Regions from separate parts of the Homo sapiens genome. Here region 2 is linked to region 1. The links are chromatin contacts, found by Hi-C or POLR2A ChIA-PET in ENCODE. All regions are on one chromosome and are shown on one strand. Each heading gives the region's core, a stretch centred on a gene start or an enhancer-like site at or near the end of the contact. The rest is flanking DNA. Distances are from core to core; before and after follow the strand shown.

What was found. Hi-C counts contacts between places; a loop is a spot of excess contacts on that map. ChIA-PET counts read pairs that join two places held with the same protein, here RNA polymerase II (POLR2A). Pooled maps may share reads with other maps.
Region 2: a loop to region 1 is called in a map with no recorded cell type, with 13 times the contacts of the local background. The contact joins the enhancer-like site here to the promoter of FAM25A in region 1. A Hi-C loop is called at or near these places in 1 of 37 single-sample maps with no recorded cell type and 2 of 50 pooled maps. POLR2A ChIA-PET finds 5 or more read pairs at or near these places in 5 of 52 experiments (AG04450, Panc1, RWPE1 and 2 more).

What each region holds. Positions count from the first base shown.
Region 1 is chr10:87,015,888-87,022,528 of GRCh38, reverse strand. FAM25A (family with sequence similarity 25 member A) reads right to left here and starts at 2,235. Exons shown (of 3, transcript NM_001146157.3): 1 at 2,132-2,235; 2 at 153-215. The coding sequence starts at 2,204. RefSeq lists enhancers at 1,715-2,215, 2,216-2,716.
Region 2 is chr10:87,049,410-87,056,714 of GRCh38, reverse strand. GLUD1 (glutamate dehydrogenase 1) reads left to right here. Exons shown (of 13, transcript NM_005271.5): 12 at 3,311-3,373; 13 at 4,845-6,513. The coding sequence ends at 4,964. Among named protein-coding and RNA genes, the nearest start is that of FAM25A, 33 kb to the right of the region's middle. RefSeq lists an enhancer at 1,610-1,739. Within about 2 kb of position 2,944, at least 6 of the 41 ENCODE cell types and tissues checked have a DNase peak (open chromatin) inside an H3K27ac peak, as active enhancers do.

The DNA.
Region 1 (6,641 bases), core at 986-3,485:
ATGAGCATAGATAACTGCCCCAGCCAAGAGGCTCTGAAAGGCTGCAACATTGGGGGCAGAGTTTGACCTGGTTAGTCAAAGAACAGGTTGGCCCAGCACCTAGCTTCCCTTGCTCCCTCCCTCCTTCCCTGCCCGACCTCAGCCAGCTGTACCTTTCTCTCCAGTCTCCTTGGCGTGTCCCACCACCTCCTTCACCACTTCTTCCACGGCATGAACTGAACAGAGGAGACAAGTCCAGGGTGAGGGCTCAGAGCAGAGCCGCTGCCCTCCCAGTCCAGGGTGAGGGCTCAGAGCAGGCCCACTGCCCTCCCAGTCCAGGGTGAGGGCTCAGTGCTGGCTTATCCTCACAATGGACCTATACATCCCTGGACATCCTAGATGGGGCTCTGGGATGCCACCCCCAGCCAGGACAGACTGGCTCATGAGAAGGACCTTCCCCCACAGCTGGCTTCCTTCGGAGACGCCAGGGCCTTGGCTGCCGGGAGACGAGCTCAGTGAGCCCCATGAGGGCATGGGTCCCTGAAGCCCCTTGGCCCTGCCCGGCCTGGAATGGCAATGAGCAGGCCATCTTGCCAGCTGAGACATGAAGCCCAGGCTGGGCCTCTGTGCCAGGTCACACCCCTCTCAGGATGTGCTAGCGCCTGCCTCAGGTTGGTTTCCAAAGCCTCATCCAGTAAAACCAGGTCTCTCAAAGCAATTCCTCCAACAAAAGGGAATTCTCTGCCTACTTCAGAGTTTTTTAAAGTGTAGGTGGTAGCATGCTAGAACTGAAGGATTTCAGAGTCAGAAGAAATGGTTCTTATTCTAACTCTACCTTCCACCTCTTGGTTCCCTCATCTTTAGAATGGGAATCTGTTGGGGTGATGAGACCCAACACCAGGTCGCGGGGGCGGCAAGTCCAGAGGAGTCAAAGGAATGAGAAAGAGACAGTTTGAGAGAGAAAATGGGAGCGGGGCGCCATCGCGAGTGTGGAGGCTGCGAAGGCCCGGAGTTCTGGGAACCCATGCTATTTATTGGTGATCTAACAAAGAAACAGGTGGTGAGGATGTGGCGGTTGAAAGGAAACGGTGTATCAAGTGAATGAGAAACATACGGCTACTTGAGAAAATGGGAGTGCTAGAAGCAAGGAGCCAGCCAATCTAGCAAGCCCTGCCTCAGCTTCTCTCCCAACACTCAGCTTTTCTCCCAACAGGAATCATACAAAACTCAGAGGCTAGTGAAAGGTTAAAGCAGGTGGTCCACACCAGCTGCAGAGTCAAAAACAAAATACGCGTCTGCTGCCATTTAGAAAGAGGACACAAACTCAGGCAAGACTGTTTTTCACACGATGACCCATGAGTGGCTCCTGGCTGGGCCTCCCCACACATAGCTGCTGACCTCTGAATACAACATACACTTCGGGACCAGGTGCGGTGGTTCACGCCTGCAATCCCAGCACTTTGGGAGGCCAAGAGGAATGGATCACTTGAGGTCAGGAGTTTGAGACCAGCCTGGCCAACATGGCGAAACCCTGTCTCTGCTAAAAATATAAAAATTAGTTGGGCATGGTGGTGGGTGCCTGTAATCCCAGACACTCAGGAGGCTAAGGCATGAGAATCACTTTGAACCCAGGAGGCAGAGGTTACAGTGAGCCGAGATCGCACCACTACACTCCAGCCTGGGTGCCAGAGCAAGACTCCATTTCAAATACAAATAAAAATAAAAATAAACATGCTTCAGGGGACTTGGATGAAATTGAAAATGCCCTTTTTGACTTTGAACAGACTTGGTGACTTGTTTAGAAATCTTTGAAGCTTTAAAGTTATGGTAAAAATAAAAATCCATCTTCCTTTTCCTGCATAGGTTATTCAGAATAGGCTGTTTTGACAAGAAAGGCTCCCCAGATTTCCAGAGGGAAGGGTCCAAGCTGCCAGTGTTCACCCAGCACCAGGACTCATGCCCTGCCCCCAGGAGACCTCCCCAGGTCTGCACCCCTCAACTCCGTGCTGACTTGGTAGAGCAGGGGACCAGGGTTCCTGAGGGGCCAAGGCCTCCTCCCAGGTCCTCACCTGCCTACTTAGATCCGCCTCCCACAGACCCAGTCTGCCCCAGATCCCCCCAGCCCAGGTAGAAAGGAGCCCCAGGTCCTCACTGGCTCCCTCGGTGGCCTTCTCGGTGCGGTGGGCCAGGCCTTCGGCAGCCAGCTTCCCCAGGCCTCCCAGCATCGTGTGGCAGCAGACAGTGGTGAACTAGGATGCTGAGGACTGGCCCAACATGCTTTTATAGCTGCCTCTGGTGCCTGTCTAGGCTCTGGGGCAACAAGCCCTTGCCCCAGCCCAGTAGGAGGCTGGACAGGTGAGTCAGCGAGGGCGGCAGCAGGAAGGGGCTGGGCGGAGCCACCCTGGCACTGGGGTGGCAGCATCCCCTGACAGCCTGAGGCTTCTGTAACCCTGTCCTAGGGACCCCGTGAAGGATAGGGGCAGGGAGCAGGGCTGGACAGGAGAGATCTGGACATGCCTCTTCCTTGAGGCAGAGGGCCTGAGTGCCAGCCCCCCGAGACCAAAACTTCCCAAGCCTGGGTACTGATATGTACCTGGAGACAAGGCCTAGGATTCCAAGCCTGCTGCTCAAGGTCCCCAGTGTGGCCTAGTAAGAGGTTTAGGGGTTCTATGGGCCTGGAGACCTGGGCAGTCCTTTGGGTCATGAACACAAGTGGAGTGAGGGTGACTGCCCTCCCCATTCCTGGAGACCCTGGCTCTGCAGAGCAGTTTGTGGCCTCTATGGGACAGGGTGGGGCGTTCAGGGTGGTGCCTTGCCTGAGTCAGAGGGGGGCACAGCACTGGGCAGAAGTGTAGTCACCTGGCTTTGCTCAGCTGATGCTCACTCACCCAAGAGTGTCTGTGAGGCCAGCAGTGCCCTCCTATCCCCTGGCAGTCCTGGAGGAGTAGACAGAGGCCTCCACCACCACTCAGGGAGATGCTTCTGGCCTTAGCTAGAATCCCCTAGAAAGCAGCTTCCCTGGCTCCTGGTGCATCACATGAGGAGTGGCAGGGCTGCTCCCTAGTTACTCATGATGGACAGACATGCCTCAAGCCACCTGCCACATGCTGCTTCCCTTAGTCACCAGCCCAACCTGAGCCTCCGTTTCCTCATCTGTAAAATGGGGATAGCGTGCCTTCCTGGCTGTGTCACTAATCGTCCCTGAGACAAAGCATGCAAGCTCCTGGTAAACACCTGTTCCCTCCACTCATCATTGAGGTGCCCTTTGGCAGTGAGCTCTGACCAACCGGTAGGGTGGGCCAAGGAGTGACTGGGACGTGAGGCTGCCTTGGAGCCAGAGGGCTGGGGAATGTGACTTCCGCTGGCCAGGAGCCAAGGAGAGGTCTTCCCATCCTCCTACTTCTGGGGTGCAGGCCTGTGGCAGGGGTCTGAGGCTCTCTCTTCAATGCAGGCTCCTGGAGCTGCTCTCCTGGGTGTGTTGGGGCCTGATTAGTTTACTGGACTGTGGGCCCTCCCAGCCTGGGACTCGGGAGCTGAGACCCTCTTGCATTCCTGCATGGTGTTTGCGGGCTCCAGGGCTACGGCCAGTCCCCCTAGGGTGGACAGTGGGTATCGTGGGCAGCAGGACCTCTGGGTCTCAAGACTACGGCCCCACACATGCCATTGCTATCTCCTTTGGGCAGGGGTGAATTGGGGCTTAAACAATTTAGAGGGGCCCTCTTTATGAAAAAGAATACAATAATATGATTCTTGCACATTTTTCATTTATATACGTATGAACTTCTGGACCCAGAAGGGGCTGTGAAAGTCGGGGGCCTGGAGCTCAGGCGGGTCCAGATGACCCTGTCCTCCTTTTGTAACAGCCAGAGTCCAGGATGTTTTTGCCCAGGGCATTGGGCTGGCACTGCAGAGGCCTGGGGGATGGGGGGACACCTGGGACATGGCTGGTGGGAATTGTTCTAGGAAACCTCAGGGATTCTCCCTGGACCTGTCAAAGCCCCTTCCCTGTTTCTTCTGAGGCTGTGTGTCCCCCACTCGCACAAGGGTCCTTTCTATGCCTGTTCCGCTGATAAATGTCATCTGCCTGCTCTAGAATGGCTTCCAGACCCCACAGACCCCCTCCTCACGAGCTCCCACCCTAGGGTACTCTCCACCAGTCCCCGCTTTCAGGAGCTCACCAGACTCAGACAGCCTGTTGTCAGAGCTCAGCCACACAGCAGGACCCTGGCCCACTGCCCAGACCAGAGCCAGGCCCACCGCAGCCTCGGGGGACAACTGTCCTTCCCCCACCCCCTCCACATGGTCCCCTGCCCATGAGACCCTGCCCTGCTAATTTAATGCACTGCCTTGGTGTGAGCACTGTGATTCTAATGACAACACACCATGGCCTTCTGGGCAAGGCTGGGTCCAGACACAGATCCCAAATGCCTGCTGGGGAGAAGGCAAGAGGCCCGGGGAGGCCCAGGACAAGACATGGGTCCCAGGCCCTGGTGCCCTCCCTCTTGGCCTTCCAGCCGCTGCTGCTGTGACCAGATTCCCATCCACCCAGCCCAGTCCATGGGCCCCAGCAAGCCATCTGTGCCCCACAGAGGGCAGACCCCTAAGAGTGGGACCCCTTTCTAGCCAAAGAACATGAGATGGCCCCAAATCCTCCTAAACAGGATGGATCCTGGTCTGAGGGGCTGGGCTCAGGTGACTCCTGCAGGGAACTTCACCTGCCTGGATGAGGTCAAGGGTGAATCAGGTGGGGCCTGCCCTCCACCACCCCATCATGGAAGAGGTCCAGCCCACGGTGGGCCCAAGAGGGCCGCCCTTGGACCTAGGGACCCAAGTCAGCATATCCTGAGTCAGAAGGTCAAGTCCAGCCTCCCCTCAGGCAGGGAGAATCTGGCTTTGACAGGAGCAGATAAATTCTCAAGGTGGAATTTGCCCAACAAACTAGTTTGGCAAGGGACTAGCTGGCTGAATCATTGAGTCAAGGACAGCCAACGTTTCCAATAGCAATTTGCCAACTTAGCAATGACCAATTCTGAAAAACAATTTGTTTATTTGAAATACTTAAATACTTAGGCTGTCTCATGTCTGAAGCATGATGATGCCTTGCGTGATTTAAAGGACAGACGTCACGAATGCCAAGAGTTTTGTGGCGGTCCATCCTGCCAGTGTCTTCTCCCACTTTTGCTCTGTGGATTTGAGCTCACAGTTTGTGCTGTGCCCACCACCTGCCCACCCTAACGAGACTCCTGGAGACTTGGCTGGCCAGTCACCAGAGGAAGAGGGGCCCAGCAGCATGCCAGCATTCACCCACCTGTGGGTATCAGTCAGGCTCCTGGTGGAAGCCAGAGGACATATTGGAATGGGTATTTGAGGAAAGGGGCTGTTCACAGAAGTGTGGACCGAGTTAAGGGAACCAGTAAGAGATGAGGAATGTCCTGGACCAGCAAGAGTGGGAGCTGTTATCTCCCTGGGTCTAGAGGGACAGGAAAGGTGTCCACAGATCCCAAAGAGAGCTGTGGAGGTAGAGGAGGATCATCAGGAGCTGCAGCCATCAGTAGAAAGATGTGGCCACTGCCAAACCAGCAAGGAAGAATCTGAGCGAATAACCACCTCTCCTCTCTCTCTCCCACCTCCTATGACATCCTCCACTGTTTGAATTCCACTAGGGCCAGACAGTGAGGCACCCTGGTGATGCAGTCCAAGAGGGAGTGGGCAGAGAGGAGCCAGTGGGTATGGAGGGGAAACAGAGAAACAGAATTCCAGCTCACTCTGCGGGATTTCTGGGTCTGATAGAAACATGGCATTATTATTATTATTATTATTATTATTATTATTATTATTATTATTATTTCGAGATGGAGTTTCGCTCTTGTTCCCCAGGCTGAAGTGCAGTAGCATGATCTCGGCTCACTGCAACTTCTGCCTCCTGCGTTCAAGAGATCCTCCTGCCTCAGCCTCCCGAGTAGCTGGGATTACCGGCACATGCCACCAACGCCTTGCTAAGTTTTGTATTTTTGGTAGAGATGGGGTTTCACCATGTTGACCAGGTTGGTCTTGAACTCCTGACCTCAGGTGATCCGCCTGCCTCGGCCTCCCAAAGGGCTGGGATTACAGGCATGAGCCACTGTGCCCAGCCTGCAGCAGCTTAATTTTACAGTGTCCCTTTTCTCCTTCTGGAAACTATATGGAGCAACAACAAGACTGAGGAGGAGGAGGAGGAGGAGGAGGAAGAGAAGGAGGAGGAGCAGGAAAAAGCCCATCATCAACACACACATCAAACTCAACTTCAGAGAAATTAGGAAGCTGGGAAGCCACGTAAACCCAAAAGCAGGAGACACCAGCAGAACCAACGCAGGAAGCCAGGGAAGTGCAGAAGAACAGGGCATGGGGGGCAACCCAGGGGGGAAATCTTCACTGTTGCCAGCAACACACACTCCCAGCAGGAGAGGACCCTCAGAGTGAGAATGCAGAGCTGGAGAAGTGAAGAAGGAGCAGGTGGTGCCCGGGGAAGTCCAGCGGTGTGGTATCTGAGAGCACTCCTTCCCAAGAGAGGCTGGAGCACTTGAGAAGGCAAGGCTGAGTCCCCGGAGGCTGTATCCGGGAAAGGAGGCTGGCAGTAGAATCTTCCTGAAGCCAAGTGGGTTCTGAGAGGCAGAGGGGCAGTG
Region 2 (7,305 bases), core at 1,695-4,194, 33 kb before region 1:
TTAAAGTGTTCCTGCCCTTTGGTGCTATGACAATCTCCCCTCTGGGAATTTATCCTAAGAAAATAATTCAAAAGAGGAGGAACCACTCCATGCACGATGATGTTATTGAAACTATGTGTAGGCCAGGTGCGGTGGCTCACGCCTATAATCCCAGCACTTTGGGAGGCCAAGGCAGGTGGCTCACCTGAGTTCAGGAGTTCAAGACCAGCCTGGCCAACATGGTGAAACTCCGTCTCTACTAAAAATACAAAAAATTAGCCAGGCATGGTGGCACGCACCTGTAGTCCCAGCTACTCGGGAGGCTGAGGCAGGAGAATCGCTTGAACCCAGGAGGCAGAGGTTGGAGTGAGCCAAGAAATGCACCGCTGCACTCCAGCCTGGGCAACAAGAGCGAAACTCCATCTCAAAAAAAAAAAAAAAAAGAAACGGTGTAAACAGTTTTTAAATTTGGTTTTATTTAAAGTTTAGGAGCAGGGAAATGGCTGACTTATATCTTATAATACATCTTAGGTAATATTCACTCATAGTTTAAGAATATATTACAATGGGTAAATTATATCTTCTTTTTTTTTGGTTTTTTTTTTTTTTTTTTTTTTTTTGAGACAGAGTCTCGATCTGTCACCCAGGCTGGAGTGCAGTGGTGCGATTTTGGCTCACTGCAACCTCTGCCTCCCAGGTTCAAGCAATTCTCCTGCCTTAGCCTCCTGAGTAGCTGGGATTACAGGCGCCCGCCACCACACCCAGCTAATTTTTTTGTATTTTTAGTACAGACGGGGTTTCACCTTGTTGGTCAGGCTGGTCTCAAACCCCTGACCTCGTGATCCACCCGCCTCGGCCTCCCAAAGTGCTGGGATTACAGGCGTGAGCCACCGCGCCCGGCCGTCAATATATCTCCTTATGAAATATTCAGTGATGGAAAACAGTTCTGAGACTATATTGCAACATGGGAAAAAGTTAAAGATTTTGTTGTAAAGAAAGAAAAAATGCTTTACCCATTCTAGGTACTAACCGTTCCCCTCAGTAAACTTCCTATTTCCTAGAGTGATGTCTTTGTTCTGGTCCTTTTATCTGGAATACACTGATCTCCTCCCTGCTTAAGTGTCACTGCAGTTCTGTGGCTCTCTCTGAAAGTCTCCTGTGTGCCACTGTTTCGTACATAACATCCATCCCAAGTGGCTAGCAGTGCATCGGAAGGACTTGCGCTGCTACTGTCCCTGCCAGAGGGCTGTTCACCCCTCCCTTTGGTCACCCCACTGCCCAGCATATGCCTTGTCAGTTAAAAAAATAAAAGTTTTCTCAAGCTCTCTCCCTCTAGTTTCCCCCTGCCCCTGTTTGGCACTATCAGGACCCACATCATGACCCTGCCATGTTTCCACTGTCCCTCATCCCCCCAGTGCCCTCACTTCCCTCCTTATCTAACTTAAATTCCGTGCTCCATCATTACAGTCACTCCCCAGTCTTGTTTCCTTTGTCATACTCCTTTGTTAACACCTAAGCCCTGATTAAATCCCAGCAGCCCTGATTAAATCCCTGATTAAATCCCGTGCCTCTACCCTGTAGGAGGCCCTGCTGGCAGTTCACACCCTGACCACTAACCTCAAGTAGGCGCTCAGAGCTGCCCAGCAGTCATACTGCTTTTCCGTGTTTCATTCATTCTCCCCGTCTCCTGAGTGATTACATCACATTTTCTCCTCTTCTCACTGCCCTGCATTCCAGCTCATGACCTGCTATCTGTTCACAGATAAAACTGATGCAGCCTGGGAGCTTCCGCATCTACCCAGCTCCTGGTACCTGTACCCAGTCCTGTGTCATCTCTCTTCGAATAGATCAGCTCTTTGTGCTTTCATTTCTTAGGTCCAGTTCTTGTTGTGGGCATTGGATGGTTTTTCCTCAGATACACTGCTCTAGCAAGTCTGCTCCTCTCTCCTACATCAGCAGTTTCCCTCTGAGTCATTCCCCTCAGCTTACCAAATGCTGTTTTAAAAAATGTATAAATCTTAATCCCACTTCCCCTTCCAGTATTGCCATTTGTTTCCTGTAGAGCAAACCTCCTTGGAAGAGTTGTATATACTCAGCCTCCAATTCTTCTTTACTTGAACCTACTCCACCAAGACTATTCTTGTCAAGACAGCCAGTGACACCAGCATTGCCAAATCCAGTAGCTATTTTTCAGTCCTCATCTTGCTTGACCTATCAGCAGTTCTTGTTACAACTGACACTCCCACCTTGAAACATTTTCTTCTCTTAGCTTCCAGGATACCACATTCTCCTGGTTTTCTCCCTACCTCACTAAACATTTCTTCTCAATTGCCTCTTGCTGGTATCTCTTCAACTCTTCACTCTCCTAACATTGGAAGGCCTGCGTCCCTAAACCACTTCTCTATCTAGATTGAAAACTTCAATGATCCACTTAGCCTTGTGGTTTGAAGTCCATGTATATACACTCTCTTCCCACTACAATATAAAGTCTGTGAGAACAGAATTTTGATTTTATTCTCTACTATGTCCCCTAGTACCTGGAAGAGTATGTACTCAGTAAGTGTCCAAACTATATCAGTGACCCATTTTAAGTTTTTATCGGGCATATGTGTTTTGTAGCTCTGTATGTCACCTTAAGAGTGGTAGTGAGTTAATTGTCCTTAATTTTTTAGAAAGCATTCCAAGAAACAAATTAGGAAAGAGAGAACTGACTTGATGGTGGAGGCCCTGAGTCATATCCCAGCTCTGAAAATAGCTATCTGTAACCTTGGCCATCTTCTCTGGTCCTTAGTTTCCTCATCAGTAAAATTAAAACGCTGCTGAGATCTACACAGCTTTAAAAGTTGCTGGCACTACTGAATAGATACACAGAATTCTACCCCAAAGCCGCTATGGGGTTTAATCAGATTCCTTTCTGTGTTCTGTGTGGTGTCCCTGTTCTCTGGGGAGCTGAGGCGAACGCACCGTGGCATGAACAGTGTAACACATTGCTCAGTGCATCTGCGTCTCCATGAGTGGAGGGTGCTCATCTCACTCCATGCCCTCATGTCTCTAGGTCCAAAAACTGTCTTCATTGTTGTACTATAATCTTATTTCATGAGTATTTGTTTGCTGTCAAATATAATAAAAATAAATTGTGATCAACAAGCAACTGCTTCAGTAAGTATCAAGATACTGTATCTTTGATACTGTGCAGAAATGACATATCTTAGCTAAAAGACAAAAAATTCTGTCTGGTTGTATATTGACTTGAGAATCCTTTGTCATCTTATACAGGGACACAAAGCAGGTCTTTGTGGTTTTGTTAAACTTGTGTTCTTTTCCCTAATAGGGTGCATCTGAGAAAGACATCGTGCACTCTGGCTTGGCATACACAATGGAGCGTTCTGCCAGGGTATGTGTGCAGATGCTGTTTGCCTTCCAGCTAGTCACATGAAGTGCAACTCAACCATGCTATCTCAGCCGCCAGACTGTATGTGCTGATAGAAAACATCAATCTGTTCAATGGTCCTCATTTGTGTGTAGCAAAACACATGTTTTTTCAGTCTCAGATGATAAGCAATTTTTTAGAGTCTTCAAATATGTTTTTGAGGCTTTGGAAAGAAATAATAAGGCTGATTTAGGAGGTAATGATGTTGGCAGCTAGCCCAGTATGGAGTAGTTAGCCAAACTGGATTGTAGCTCCATGTGCCACTATGTTATAGCTACGGGAGTCTACCTTACTATAGAATTTGGTATAAGCAAAACTTATTTTGACTGCTTGATCCCTACTTTAAGGCCTCAACCACAGTTTGAGTCCAGTTTTCCTAATTTCTTCTTGGGTTCAGATTCTATCTGCTTGGATTTATGATGAAATAGCATAAGCAGATATTGGTGAAGAAGGTGGTGCTTCTTAGGGCTGTTGTTTTTCTTGTTAATTTTTGATCGAGATAGGGTGTATGTGGTATAAATTCATCCTTTCAAAGTATTAAATTCGGCATCCTTTATTATATATTTGAGCCATCACCACTTTATAATTCTAGAACATTTTCATCACTCCCTTTTTTTTTTTTTTTTTTTTTTTTTTGAGACGGAGTTTTGCCCTGTTGCCCAGGCTAGAGTGCAGTGGCGCACTTTCAGCTCACTGTAACCTCCACCTCCCAAGTTCAAGCAATTCTTGTCCCTTAGCCTCCCGAGTAGCTGGGATTACAGGCATGAGCCACCATGCCCAACTAATTTTTGATTTTGTTTTCATTTTGTTTAGTTTTTTGAGATGGAGTTTCGCTCTGTCACCCAGCTGGAGTGCAATGGTGCAATCTCTGCTCACTGCAACCACCGCCTCCTGGCTTCAAGCAATTCTCCTTCCTCAGTCTCCCGAGTAGCCGGGATTACAGGCGCCCACCCCCACACCCGGTTAATTTTTTGTATTTTTAATAGAGATGGGGTTTCACCATATTGGTCAGGCTGGTCTCGAACTCCTGACCTCAAGTGATCCACCTGCCTCAGCCTCCCAAAGTGCTGGGATTACAGGTGTGAGCAACCGCACCCCTGCCTAATTTTTGTATTTTTAGTAGAGACAGGGTTTTACCATGTTGGCAAGTCCGGTCTTGAACTCCTGAGCTCAAGTGATCTGCCTACGTCGGCCTCCCAAAGTGCTGGGATTACAGGCGTGAGCCACCGCACCCAGCCACCCCATTGTTAAGTCCAGAGAATTAGGCCCTCCTGCCTAGAGGTTCTGCTGCTAGAGTAGTTTGTCTTTGGCTGCCCAAGTCCTGCCTTGAAACAATGAGAGGGTAACTTGGACCAGGCCTGTCTGGGCCTTGTGTGTTTATGGCCTGGCCACTTGAGTCAGGATCATCTTCACTGCATTTTCTCTTTCATTTCAGCAAATTATGCGCACAGCCATGAAGTATAACCTGGGATTGGACCTGAGAACAGCTGCCTATGTTAATGCCATTGAGAAAGTCTTCAAAGTGTACAATGAAGCTGGTGTGACCTTCACATAGATGGATCATGGCTGACTTCCTCACTATCCTCTTCACATGTAACTTCTGCAGACCTATCACAAGTTTACATGTAACCACAGAAATCCCTTTCTCTCCTGACTCATTAATAATGGATACCATTCTCAACAAGTCAATCCAAGTCAGCCCGTTAAGGAGAAAGAAATTAAGGTTAGCGGATCATGTACAAGCTGAGTGTGAAAGTAGAAATCACCTACACCAGAGAGCCATTTTGGTATTTTGCCTTTAAATAAAAAGCCTCCTTTATCTGGCTGTGCAGCCTTGCTCTGTGGCTTTTCCCAACACAATCAGTGCTAGTGCTGGGGAGGAACAGTCAAGAGCAGTCAGTTGCTTGCTTATTTTTTCTGGATGAGTCTGGGACACACTGTAACTTTAACACATTTAAGAAGTAGGTGTGTGGCCTTTTCAGAAGGTGGCATGGTCCTCAAGTGAGTTCTTAGTATTTTATATCAGCAAAATAATTCAATTTTGCAGGTTGCAAACAAATATAAAACCTGTTTCTGTTTATGAATATTATTCTTTTAGAATAGAATAAGTACATGCTGCTGTAATAAAATTGCCTTTAATCACTTAACAAGCCTAACCTTGACTCAAACAGTGAATGCCTATAGAAATAATAAATGAAAAAAACTAGTATTTTTATATCATAAAACAATGTCATTTATAGCTTATCATTCATGTATTGTCCAGCAGACATTAAAAGCCCTGTGGATAATTAAGTTATCTTCATACCTGCAAAATGGTGGAGGCTATTTTCATTAAAACTGTCAGAATTTGCTTACTATAATTATGATACAGTCCAAAGAATGCAGTCACTTTTTATCATGTTAACTAATTGTTCTCTTTTGAAGATCTATGGTTGACTAATTAAACAATAATTCAAGTAGAGTGTCCCAGAAAAAAACCACTTGGGCTCCCTGTTTGGAGTCTGGCTGGCTCTGAGCATTGCCAATGGCCCCTACTCACCTGACTTTGTATCCTCTCCTTTTAGAGGCTTTGCATTCTGCACCCAGCTTCACTAACAGTGGGCTGAAAACATCCTTGGGTTGAGTGTTTCATTTGGGAGTTATTTGGCCAGGGCCTTTTGAACAGTAGTGTCCCCATGAAGTGCTAGATAATATATGTGTAAGAGTCAGCTTTTTTTTTTTTTTTAACTCTAACACCCTTCAGAAATTTCTAACTACTTTGTAACTGCATGGCTTAACCTGGTGATAAAAGCAGTTATTAAAAGTCTACGTTTTCCAAAACTTACGTTTCTTTTCTGTGTTTTTACATGTGGTAGTTTCTCTTTTCATAAGTTATAATACTGCAATTGGATTTCTGAAATGTTTATAGCGACCACCTGTATAACATTTCCTTCCACTTTATTGTGAGCTGCCCAGATTTTATTCTTGAATTGTTTTTTTTTTTTTTGTTCGGTGCTTTACACGTTCAGAGAAACTTCCCGAGTAACGAACTATAGAAATGATCCCTGAAAGCATAGTCTTTATTCTCGAATTATTTTGTATTTTATTAAATAATATGAACAGCTGTTCTTGAGAAAGAGGCTCTAATGTTGAAAGCTGATAGTGAAGTAACTTTTAGTGCCGTTTTTCACTAAAGGGGATTTAATGTGGAATAATTTAGCCACAGAATGTAACAACTATTGAAGAGAGAATACTAACTGTAATCAGAACTGGATTCTAGACTTGATTCCACCAGTTACTTAACTGCCAGTGTGAAGCCTGGCTTTCATTTGGTCTTTGTCCGTATGTCACAGTTCTGCCTCTGCATGCTCCTGGCATAGGGTCAGTCAGATAAACAGGCCCCCAGTATATGGGCATAGTGAGCCCTTCCCCAGCATGGTGGTGTCTATCTGCACTCTAGGTGGGCTACTAAAATGTGTAAGGGGGAAAGTGATACAAAAACCAGTTCCAGAATGTTAGAATAATGGTGGGGCAGCAGATTTAAGTCATGTGAATGTGGGATAAGTCTTAGTGGTGGCCTTTGACTATATATTGGAAATACTGATTTTTTTTTGGTTGGGGGGTTGGTTTTTGTTTTTTGAGACAGTGTCTTGCTCTGTCACCCAGGCTGGAGTGCGGTGGTGCAATCACGGCTCACTGCATCCTCTACCTCCTGGGATCAAGCAGTTACTCTACCTCAGCCTCCTGAGTAGCTAGGACCACATGTATGGGTACGACACCTGGCTAATTGTTTTTATTTTTTTGTAGACACGAGGTCTCCCTATGTTGCCCAGGCTGGTCTCACACTCCTGGACTCAAGTGATCCTTCCACCTTGGCCTCCCAAAGTACTAGGATTACAGGCATGAGCCACCATGCC